Linked DNA regions of Homo sapiens: region 2 is linked to region 1. A link is an interaction called in ENCODE POLR2A ChIA-PET data of the cell type or tissue named here. Cell type or tissue: OCI-LY7. All regions are shown on one strand. Links, peaks and the distances in the headings refer to the core of each region. The heading gives the core; the rest is flanking DNA.

Region 1 (6,256 bases), core at 621-5,620:
CTAGAGTGGCACTTGTGCTTTAGTCCATTTGGCTATCCCTTTTACCCTGGCATTTCATCAACCAGAGGAAAAAAAAAAAATAAGACATCATAAAGCGAGAGAAGCTCCTTATAGGTCTTTCAACTCTCACATCTATTTAGATGCAACTGGAGCCCCGCAAGGAATACCAGATCAATTTAAAGCTTGAAATCAAATAGTTACAGGATTTAAGTCAATATTTTGATAGATGACAGTCAATAAAAATGTAGATTAGAAAAACTACATCTATTACAATGAGCTTTACATGAGTTAAAAAAAAACTCCTTTTGGGCCCAGCCCTGAGGCTATCTGACCTGACAAAACTCTTTACACTCTATGTGTCAGAAAGAGAAAAAATGGCAGTTAGAGTTTTAACCCAGACTGTAGGGCCCTGGCCAAGGCCAGTGGCCTATCTCTCAAAGCAACTAGACGGGGTTTCCAAAGGCTGGCCCCACGTCCAAGGGCCCTGGCAGCAACGGCCCTGTTAGCACAAGAAGCAAATAAGCTAACTCTTAGGCAAAACCTAAAGTCCCCCCATGCTGTGGTGATTTTAATAAATACCAAAGGACACCATTAACTAATGAATGCTGGACTAACTAGATACCAAAGCTTGCTCTGTGAAAATCCCTGCATAACCATTGAAGTTTGCAACACCCTAAACCCCGCCATCTTGCTGGGCATCTTGTATCAGAGAGCCCAGTTAAACATAACTGTGTAGAAGTATTGGACTCAGTTTATTCTAGTGGGCCCAAACTCCGAGACCATCCTTAAACAGCAGTAGACTGGGAGCTGTACGCGGATGGGAGCAGCTTCGCCAACCCCTGCAAAGTGACTCTGAAGAAGACGACAAGCCCTGCTCCAGTCATACCCGGAAGCTGACTGGTCCACACACAGCTGAAGCATGAGGAAACTCATAGCAGGGGACTCATTTTCCTTAAAATTTGGACTTGTATTGTAAGGACTTCAACTGACCTTCCTAAGACTGAGGGCTGTTCCCAGTATATACATCAAGTCACTGAGGGACAAAAGATTGCTAAAGTCTTATTATTTTATGGTTATTATAAGTGTACCAGGACTCTAAAAGTTGTTTGTATAATGCAATTCTATCCAAGGTATGTAGCCCAGGAAATAACCAACCTGATGCGTGTTATGACCCATTTTAAGCCTCCCATGATCAGTTTTTAAAATAAAATTAATGACTGGTCCTTTTCTAGGCGACACAAGTAAAGTAATAGCTAGGACAGAAGAAAGAGGGGTCTCCAAGCATATAACCCTAAAATTTAATGCTTGTGCCACTATCAATAGTAATTGGCATAAAATAAGATGCAGTTCTTTAAGTTGAAAAAAAAAAAGTTTACACGGCAGGAAATAAGTATATCTGCCATGAATTAAGCTCATGTGCAAATGTGTGTAATTACTGGTCTTGTGTCATCTAGACTACTTAGAAAAAGGATGAAAAAGATCCTGTTTAGCTCCAAAAAGGAGAATGCAGCCCCTCCTATACGAGTGGACATTGGAACCCCTTGAAATTAATAATTACAAATCCCTTAAACCCAAGGTAGAAAAAAGGAGAACACGTATCTCTGGGCATCAATAGGAAAAGACTAGGTCCTACAGCAAATATCTTAGTAAAAGAGGAGTTTTGTAAACTCTCTCTGGAACCAGTATTTCAGACTTTCTATGATGAACTAAATTTGCCAGTACCAAGAGACTCCAGGAAAAACCAGAAATTTGTTTTTGCAATTAGCCGAGCGTGTAGCCCAGTCTCTAAATGTCACTTCATGTTATGTTTGTGAAAAAACTGTAATAAGAGCTCAATGGCCATAAAAAGCCCAAGAATTAGTGCCTACAGACGCAGTTCCTGATGAATTCCTGGCCCACAAGAATCACCCTGATCATCTCTAGGTTCTAAAAGTCTCAATTATTGGACAATATTACATAGCTAGAAAAAAGAAAGAATTCACTCATTCTATAGGATGTCTTAGTTGTTTGGGCCAAGAACTGTATAATGGTACCGCAAAAAAACAGTTACATGGTGAAGTTCCAATTATATAGAAAGAGATCCATTCAGTAAATTTCCAAGGTTGCAGACTGTCTGGGCCCACCTGGAATTCCACCGGGACTGGACTGCCCCCACCAAGTTATACTGAATACGTAGACATAGAGCTTAAGCTAAGCTGCCTGACCAGTGGACAGGTAGTTGTGTTATTGGCACTATTAAACCATCTTTCTTTCTACTGACCATAAAAACAGGCAAACTCCTGGGCTTCCCTGTCTATGCTTCCCGCGGAAAATGAAGCATAGCCATAGGAAATTGGAAAGATGATAAATGACCTTCAAAAAAAAATTATATAATACTATAGGCCTGCCACTTAGACACAAGACGGCTCATGGGGATACTGGACCCCCACTTACATGCTCAACTGAATCATACAGCTGCAAGCTGTTTTAGAAATCATCACTAGTAAAACCAGTCAAGCCTTGACTATTCTGGCCCAGCAAGAAACTCAGATAAGAAATGCTATCTATCAAAATAGATTGGCTCTCAACTACTTGCTAGCAGCTGAAAGAGAGGTCTATAAGAAATTTAACCTTACTAATTACTGTCTACACATAGATAATCAAAGGCAAGTAGTTAAAGACATAGTTAAAAATATGACAAAACTGACACATGTGCCCATGCAAGTGTAGCATGAATTCGATCCTGAAGCCATGTTTAAAAATTAGTTCCCAGCACTAGAAGGATTTAAAACTCTTATAATAGAATTTATAATAGTAATAAGAACCTGTTTACTGCTTCCTTGTTTGCTACCTGTACTTCTTCAAATGATAAAAAGCTTCATCACTATCTTAGTTCACCAAAATGCTTTAGCACAAGTGTACTATATAAATCACTATCAATCTATTGCACAAAAAGACATAAGTAGCAAAAATAAAAGTCAGAACTCCCACTAATAGAAAGTGAGAGTCTCAAAGGGGGGAAATGAGGGGAGAGAGAGACCTTCTCATATTGTTTTATATTGTTTTATACTCAGTACCTATTTTAAGAAAAAAAAAAAAAAAAAACAAGGAAGTAAAACCAAAGACAGGCAGCCCAGCGCCAGGCCCGAAACCAAGCCTGGGCCTGCCTGGCCTAAACCCAGTAGTTAAAAATCAACTCATAACTTAAAAACCGATGTTATTCATAGATTCCAGACATTGTGCAGAAGAACATTGTGAAACTCCCTGCCCTGTTCTGTTTCTCTCTGACCACCGGTGCATGCAGCCCCTGTCACGTACCCCTTGCTTGCTCCAAATCAATCACGACCCTTTCATGTGAAATCCTTAGAGTTGTGAGCCCTTAAAAGGGACAGGAATTGCTCTCTTGGGGAGTTCGGATTTTAAGGCAGTAGCTTGCCGATGCTCCCAGCTGAATAAAGCCCTTCCTTCTACAACTCGGTGTCTGAGAGGTTTTGTCTGCGGCTCATCCTGCTACAAGTTCACAAGTGTAGGTCATGATGTCCTCCTTTTACTCCTACAGGGACTCATAAGAAACAGGTTTAATATTGGACAGGTGTACCCAGCTAGTGATTTCCTAAAGGTTAATAGTAGTTGGGGGTACTTAACAATACCTATTAAAGGCTCTTTTATTTTGGTTGTAATTGATTCTCGGGGTAGGGGGACAGAGTGAGACTCTGTCTCAAAAAAAAAAAATTACAAGAAATTTTGCTTTTCAATACTATAACCTGTTTCTTTTAAGAACTTATCACCCGGGCACGGTGGCTCACGCCTGTAATCCCAGCACTTTGGAAGACCAAGAAGGGCAGATCACGAGGTCAGGAGATCGAGACCATCCTGGCTAACACGGTGAAACCCTGTATCTACTAAAAAAATACAAAAAAATTAGTCAGCGTGGTGGTGGGCGCCTGTAGTCCCAACACTTTGGGATGCCAAGGCAGGTGAATCACCTGAGGTCGGGAGTTCAAGACCAGCCTGACCAACATGGAGAAACCCCGTCTTTACTAAAAAGTACAAAATCGGTCGGGTGTGGTGGCGCATGCCTGTAATCCCAGCTACTCGGGAGGCTGAGGCAGGAGAATCACTTGAACCCGGGAGGCGGAGGTTTTGGTGAGCCGAGATCGTGCCATTGCACTACAGCCTGGGCAACAAGAGGAAAACTCCATCTCAAAAATAAAATAAAATAGGCCAGGTGCGGTGGCTCACTCCTGTAATCTGAGCACTTTGGGAAGCTGAGGTGGGTGGATCACGAGGTCAAGAGATTGAGACCTCCCTGGCTAACATGGTGAAACCCCATCTCTACTAAAAATACAAAAAATTAGCCGGGCGCAGTGGCGGGCGCCTGTAGTCCCAGCTACTCGGGAGGCTGAGGAAGGAGAATGGCGTGAACCCAGGAGACGGAGCTTGCAGTGAGCCGAGGTCGTGCCACTGCACTCCAGCCTGGGTGACAGAGCGAGACTCCATCTCAAAAAATAAAACTAAATAAATAAATAAAATAAAATAAATAACCAGTCATTTCACTCTAGGACAAGAATTTACCACATAAGATTTTACCTCATGTAAAATTACTCGTGTGTGTGTGTGTGTGTGTGTGTGTGTGTGTGTGTGTGTATTTTTTATTTTTTATTTTTTTGAGTCAGAGTCTCGCTCTGTTGCCAGACTAGAGTGTAGTGGCACAGATCTCGGCTCACTGCAACCTCCACCTCCCGGGTTCAAGCGATTCTCCTGCCTCAGCCTCCGGAGTAGCCGGGACTACAGGCGCACACCACCACGCTCAGCTAATATGTTTGTGTTTTTAGTAGAGACAGGGTTTCACAATGTTGGCCAGGATGGTCTCGATTTCTTAACCGCATGATCCGCCTGCCTCAGCCTCTCAAAGTGCTGGGATTATAGGCGTGAGCCACCACGCCCGGCCTCGGCCTATATTTTTAAAATTAAAAATACATCTTTATTTCTGTATCTTTCTTTCTTTCTCTCTCTCTTTCTTTCCTTCTTTCTTTTTTTAAGACGGAGTTTCACTATTGTTGCCCAGGCTGGAGTGCAATGGTGCAACCTCAGCTCACCACAGCCTCCGCCTCCCGAGTTCAAGCGATTCTCCTGTCTCAGCCTCCCGAGTAGCTGGGATTACAGGCGCATATACCACCACGCCCAGCTAATTTTTGTGTTTTTAGTACAGACAGGGTTTTATCATATTGGTCAGGCTGGTCCCGAACTTCTGACCTCAGGTGATCCGCCCGCCTCGGCCTCCCAAAGTGCTGGGATTACAGGCGTGAGCCACCGCACCCGGCCTATATCTTTCTTTATATCTCTTTCTCCTACTTACTGGTTTCTTTTTCATTTTTTAATTTTTTGAGACAAGGTTTCAGTCTGTTGCCCAAACTGGAGCAATCATAGCTCACTGCAGCCTCAACCTCCCAGGCTCAAGCAATCTTCTCACCTAAGTCTCACGAATAGCTGGGTCCACAGGCATGTACCACCACGCCCTGCTCATTTTTTTGTTTGTTTAGGGATAGGGTCTCCCTATGTTGCCCAGGCTGGTCTCAAACTCCTGTGCTCAATTGATCCTCTGCCTTGGCCTCCCAAAGTACTGGAATTACACGTGTGAACCACTGCACCTGGCCCAGTTTCTTATTTTAAACTTCTCTTTAAATAATACCCAAATTGGCCAAAAGAAAAAATTAATAAGAGCACCATCTTTTGGCATATTTTATATACAGAATTACATGTTACCTTAAATTCTTAACAAACATAAATTTTAGTGAAAATCTAGGAATCCAGAAATCATGCCCCAGTTTATTTGTTTTGTTTTGTTTGAGATGGAGTCTTGCTCTGTCACCCAGGCAATGGCGCAACCTCGACTCACTGCAATCTCTGCCTCCTGAGTTCAAGGGATTCTCCTGCCTCAGCCTCCTGAGTAGCTGGGATTACAGGTGCATGGTACCACACCCAGCTAATTTTTTGTATTTTTAGTAAAGACGGGGTTTCACCCTGTTAGCCAGGATAGTCTCGATCTCCTGACCTCATGATCCACCCGCCTCGGCCTCCCAAAGTGCCGGGATTACAGGCATGACCCACTGTGCCCGGCCAATCCTGCTCCAGTTTAAGATTTTAAGCCACACAAAAAGCACACCCACAAATATTTATTTATATGTATTTAACTTTTTTACTTTTGACAGTTTTATGTAGACCACTTCTGGGAACTAAAATGCCATAAAAGAGGGCAGGGAGGGGAAAGAGAAAT
Region 2 (6,256 bases), core at 699-5,698, 460 kb after region 1:
CTGGCTGCCATTTTTAAAGTAGAACTTCAGCCAAGTTTAAAGATGCTTCTGTTTCTTAATTCATGGCTCAAAATACATAATCTTTTAGATTTTAAGAGTGAAAGATTGTTCTCATGATATGATTCTGTTCCTTACACACTCCATAAGCAACGTTTAAACTTTCCAACTTTATGGTAATTGTCAGAATCTTAGTAAACACAAAGGAAAGTTGCTGATCTTTCTAACAAGTCACACACACAAAATTGTTAGTGAAGGCAGCATTATATTTTTAGGAAGTGAGTTTAACACATTAAATTCAATCATTTTTTCCAAACTATAAGACATGCTACAATAATTACTCTCCTACAAAATTCAGGAGACACGAATCCAAATTCCCTAATTTGACAGATAAAGGTATGTATAAAGCACACAATCAGCCAGTTATACTACCTAAGGTGTAAATATAGCAATAGCTAAAGGCCAGATTCAGTCTGCACCCAAAAAGGAAGAAAAGCAGTCCCTCCTATAATTATGACAGCTGCAACCAACAGTCTAGGGCTTGAAGGAAAGTCTATTTACAAGATCATTTTCTGGTCTTTTTACAACTGATTATAGTCATAAGAAATTGCCACACTGCTGAAAATAGCACAAAAAACAGGATCCATGTCCCTTTCATTCAGCAGAAATCTTCTAATCCTTAGCATAACCAGTGTGGTCTTTCATTGTGAGAGCTAATAAATCCACATTTCCACGGATTCCTTCTCCCATCTGCTGCTTTGAATAACTAACGGCTGGATTATGTCTATGGGGAAAACAAACACAAGACCTGAACAGACAGCTGATTTGCATAGGGTATGCTGTACACTGTATGAGTGTCTGCAAAGTCATAGGCCTTTAAAGTCATAGAACTCCTCTATCAAAATAGGTTTAACTAGCTAAAACATATGTATCAGCAGAGAGGAAGTAGGAGTGGCTTCTAATTTATTCAACCCGGTAATCAGTAAAAATATAAAAAAGATGCATTCTGAGAAGCTATTCAGACAAAAGATTCAAAATTCAAACTCTTTATTCATTTACTAATTCAAGAACCATTTATTTTGCCAACCACTGAGATAGGGATGAGGAAAGATTACCAAAATCAACATTAACCATAAACTAATAATCCTATTCTAGAAGAGCTAAAATCCAATGGGGAAGCCAAATACAAACAAGTAATTATGACACATGAGAAGTGTGCTAAAAGGTATGACAAAGTGCTATGGGAGTGTCAAAGAAGGCTCAATTCATTATAGTGGAAAGCCTACAAAAAGGCTTCAAGTGGAAGTGCCATTTGGTCACTAAAACTAACGTTATGGGATTATCAACCTTTCACCAAGACAGGTTTCCTTTCCCAAAACGTTGTACACAGCTTAAAAATCTTCAACCTGGCCAGGTGCAGTGGCTCACCCAGCACTTTGGGAGGCCGAGGCAAGTGGATCATCTGAGGTCAGGAGTTCGAGACCAGCCTGGCCAACAAGGCAAAACCGTGTTTCTACTAAAAATACAAAAATTAGCCAGGCATGATGGCAGGCAGCTGTAATCCCAACTACTTGGGAGGCTGAGGCAGAAAAATCATTCAAACCCAAGAGGCAGAGGTTGCAGAGCTGAGATCGTGCCACTGCACTCCAGCCACTCAAGGTTAAAAAAAAAAAAAAAAAATCTTCAGTCCTCACTATCTAAAAAATTAAGTAAAAAACGTCTCCCCTTGGCATTCAAGACACGCCATATCATGGAAACAACAGATTTTATCTTCAGTAGTACCTTATTGTAACTTAACCTTCCAATTGGAAAGAACAAGGCACAGTTTCCTGAACATACCCCATCTTTCCCCACCTCAAATCCTTTGTGGATAAACAAGAATACAACCATCTACCTTATAAGGTTGTTGAAAGGAATCATTTATGAAACATGTATGAATGATTCACAACTTTTTTCAGTATCTCTCACAGAGTAGTGTGTAACCTGCTCAAAATTTCCTGCCACAACCTGGTTTCCTTAAAGCCTGTTTGGTTCTCAAAATTTATGCAAATTTTGCATTCTTCTCTGTAAGATAATAAACCTTTATTTGTTTATGTTACAGTAATATTTGTAGTAACTGATTAAACTGTAGGAAACAGAAGAAGAGTAACCAGAGAGGTGGAAGGAAATCAAGACTGCAAATGCTATTAAAGAAGCCAAGAAAAGATAGTCAGGGACTGCTGAACAAATGCTGCCTGGAGGCCCATCATTAAAGAATGTCATCCAATTTAACTGACTTGAAGTCAACTGGTACCCTTTGTAGGAACAATTTCAGGAGTGGAGGAGTGGTAGGAGCAAAAGCCCAACTCCAGTGGGTAGGAGATGAGGAAATAAAGACAGTGAATCTAGACAACTCTTCCAGCTTGCATTTAACTCTCCATACTCTCTGCAGCCAAAGTTCTCAAAAAAAAAGTTATTCTTGAAAAGGAAGGGAGGGGATTGAGAGCATAAACAGTGATAGAAGGAATATTTCTTCCACCACAAAAGATGAAAAGGAAGGAAGGGGATTGAGAGCATAAACAGTGATAGAAGGAATATTTCTTCCACCACAACAGATGAAAAGGAAAAAGCAGGTACAGGTAACAAAATATTTGTAACTTTAGTGGTAAAGAAGCTAAAGAAGCTTCCACATTATAGCTATTTTCTCCATGAAATAAAAAGGAAATCAGCAGAGCAAGGAAATTCCAAATTTGAGATGAGTAAAAAAAAAAAAAAATTGAGAGATAATACAGAGAACAAGAAAATACGCTGAACAAAAAGTAGAATTGGTAAGCAGCGTTAAGGACTGACCTACATCATTCATCATCATTTTACAGTCCCACCAATCTGCTCCGTTGTGTGGCTTTCTTCAGTAGACTACAGTAATGCAAAGGCAAAGTTTTACTAAACAGCTTTACCAGATAAATTGACCAAAAATGGGGCAAACAATTTATGACATGGAATAGAGAGAGTAACAATGGAATCTAAGCTAAAAGAGGAGGAAAGTAAAGACGAAAAGACAGGAAGAAAAGATTTAATAGAGGTGCTGGTAAGTCTGAGAACTGGTATACTTTAAGAATAATTAAATGGGGAAGCTAAAAAAATTATCAGGTTGTAGTGAGGAGGTTACCTAGAGTTACGATTTTAGTGAAGGAACATTTCAGAGGTATGACAAGGCAGAGAGCTAAGTGGACTAGAAATGATAATGAGGTCAACAACTATGCCAGGATATTATTGGATGGATTCATCTACATGGTTGCTGAAAATAACAAAGATAATAGCAGGAGTTGAGAGGAGTAGTAAGATTTTTTTTTTTGGAGACGGAGTTTCGCTCTTGTCGCCCAGGCTGCAGTGCAATGGCATGATCTCGGCTCACTACAACCTCTGCCTCCCAGGTTCAAGTGATTCTCCTGCCTCAGCCTCCTGAGTAGCTGGGATTACAGGCACCCGCCACTACGCTTGGCTAATTTTTGTATTTTTAGTAGAGATGGGGTTTCACCATGTTGGCCAGGCTGGTCTCAAACTTCTGACCTCAGGTGATCCGCCTGCCTTGGCCTCCCAAAGTGCTGGGATTACAGGCATCAGCCACTGCGCCCGGCCAAGAGTAGTAAGATGTATACTGGATTATAGAATCTAACATGAAACAGGAAGAATAATTAAGTTGGTAAACAGCAGCCAGGAAGGGAAGGACTGCCAAGAAAAATTACCCTAATGGGTCATATATGTATTGATTCTTGCTTCACATAAATTTTTTTTTTTTTTTTTTGAGACAGATTCTCACTCTGTCACCCAGGCTGGAGTGCAGTGGCATGATCTTGGCTCACTCCAACCTCTGTCTCCCAGGTTCAAGTGATTCTCCTGCCTCAGCCTCCCGAGTAGCTGGGATTACAGGTGCCCGCCACCACTCCTGGCTAATTTGTGTGTGTGTGTGTGTGTGTGTGTGTGTGTATTTTTAGTAGAGACAGGGGTTTACCATGTTGGCCACGCTTGTCACAAACTCCTGGCCTCAAGTAATCTGCCCATCTCAGCATCCCGCCACCTCAGGATTGCAGGCATGAGCCACCCCGCCCAGCCCAGATAAATTTTTATCAATGTGGATATGCTAATTTACCTCAAATCCCCTATTTTACAACTGGAGAAATTAAGACCCAGGAAGGAGACGTAACCTGCTCAGAAACAGTGTAGTAGAAACTTGAACCCATGCTTCCGACTAGAACATTCAGCTTTATTCAGCTTCAACTAAAAAGAACAGAAAGAGCAGGGTTTCTTGTCCAAGAACAGATGAATAAAACATTTTCATCATCTTCTCTACTATGTTATTAGTATTGAGAGGACTATCAGCCAATGACTAGATAAAAAGTCAAACACCTTGCAGAAATAAAAGTAAATACATAAATTCTCAGAATAGGCTGCATCTAAACATTTCCTCAACATAAATTATCCTTTTATTTATCAGTAAGTGAATAAAATATAACTAACCCCATGTGGAAAGCTATAAGGTTCTTTACATGGTAAGCAAGCCAAGATAAGCACAATGAAAAAATTAACTTTAGGCCTCCCTGATCAGCTCATCTTGATTTTCTCCCTCTCATGTTGTGTCTGGCCACAACAAATTATGAGTACTTCTCTTGCACGCACCACTTTGTTTCACTGCTTCATGCCTTGGCACATGTTCCCACCTACTGGAGAGGTTCCCTACTTCAGCTCTTACCTAGTAAACTCCTATTCATTCTTCAAAACCCAGCTCAAGGGCCAGGCGTGGTGGCTCATGCCTGTAATCCCAGCACTTTGGGAAGCAAAGGCTGGCGGATCACTTGAGGCCAGGAGTTTGAGACTAGCCTGGCCAACATGGTGAAACCACATCTCTATTAAAAATACAACAATTAGCTGGGTGTGATGGCACTTTTTGTGCCTGTAGTCCCAGCTACTCATCAGGCTGAGACAGCTGAATCACTTGAACCCAGGAGGCGGAGGTTGCAGTGAGCCGAGATACCAATGACTTTCTTCACAGAATTGGAAAAAACTACCTTAAAGTTCATATGGAACCAAAAAAGGGCCCGCATTGCCAAGACAATCCTAAGCCAAAAGAACAAAGCTGGAGGCATTATGCTACCTGACTTCAAACTATACTACAAGGCTACAGTAACCAAAACAGCATGGTACTGGTACCAAAACAGAGATATAGACCAATGGAACAGAACAGAGCCCTCAGAAATAATACCACACATCTACAACCATCTGATCTTTGACAAACATGACAAAAACAATGGGGAAAGGATTCCCTATTTAATAAATGGTGCTGGGAAAACTGGCTAGCCATATGTAGAAAGCTGAAACTGGATCCCTTCCTTACACCTTATACAAAAATTAATTCAAGATGGATTAAAGACTTAAATGTTAGACCTAAAACCATAAAAACCCTAGAAGAAAACCTAGGCAATACCATTCAGGACATAGGCATGGGCAAGGACTTCATGTCTAAAACACCAAAAGCAATGGCAACAAAACCCAAAATTGACAAATGGGATCTTATTAAACTAAAGAGCTTCTGCACAGCAAAAGAAACTACCATCAGAGTGAACAGGCAACCTACAGAATGGGGGAAAATTTTTGCAATCTACTCATCTGACGAAGGGCTAATATCCAGAATCTACAAAGAACTCAAACAAATTTACAAGAAAAAAACAAACAACCCCATCACAAAGTGGGCAAAGGATATGAACAGACACTTCTCAAAAGAAGACATTTATGCAGCCAACAGACACATGAAAAAATGCTCATCATCACTGGCCATCAGAGAAATGCAAATCAAAACCACAATGAGATACCATCTCATTTCAGTTAGAATGGCAATCATTAAAAAGTCAGGAAACAACAGGTGCTGGAGAGGATATGGAGAAATAGGAACACTTTTACACTGTTGGTGGGACTGTAAACTAGTTCAACCATTGTGGAAGACAGTGTGGCAATTCCTCAAGGATGCAGAACTAGAAATACCATTTGACCCAGTAATCCCATTACTGGGTATATACCCAAAGGATTATAAATCATGCTGCTATAAAGACACATACACACGTATGTTTATTGCGGCACTATTCACAATAGCAAAGACTTGGAACCAACCCAAATGTCCATCAATGATAGACTGAATTAAGAAAACGTGGCACATATACACCATGGAATACTATGCAGCCATAAAAAAGGATATGTTCATGTCCTTTGTAGGGACATGGATGAAGCT

Evidence for each region. ChIA-PET counts read pairs that join two places held together with the same protein. Peaks named below come from ENCODE experiments on the same cell type or tissue, not always from the same donor. Only the 100,000 strongest peaks of a DNase experiment are listed, where the experiment ranks them.
Region 2: POLR2A ChIA-PET joins it to region 1 with 8 read pairs; 1 of 35 experiments calls an interaction of 5 or more read pairs at or near these places.

What each region holds. Positions count from the first base shown.
Region 1 is chr1:46,322,786-46,329,041 of GRCh38, reverse strand. No RefSeq gene overlaps it. Among named protein-coding and RNA genes, the nearest start is that of NSUN4, 15 kb to the left of the region's middle. RefSeq lists an enhancer at 1-285. In OCI-LY7, for the core only: no CTCF peak of the experiment used is centred there; a DNase peak (open chromatin) is centred at 3,131; H3K4me3 peaks cover 616 bases; H3K27ac peaks cover 2,221 bases.
Region 2 is chr1:45,857,909-45,864,164 of GRCh38, reverse strand. The region is part of intron 3 of MAST2 (microtubule associated serine/threonine kinase 2); the gene reads right to left. Among named protein-coding and RNA genes, the nearest start is that of MAST2, 57 kb to the right of the region's middle. In OCI-LY7, for the core only: no CTCF peak of the experiment used is centred there; no DNase peak of the experiment used is centred there; H3K4me3 peaks cover 618 bases; H3K27ac peaks cover 551 bases.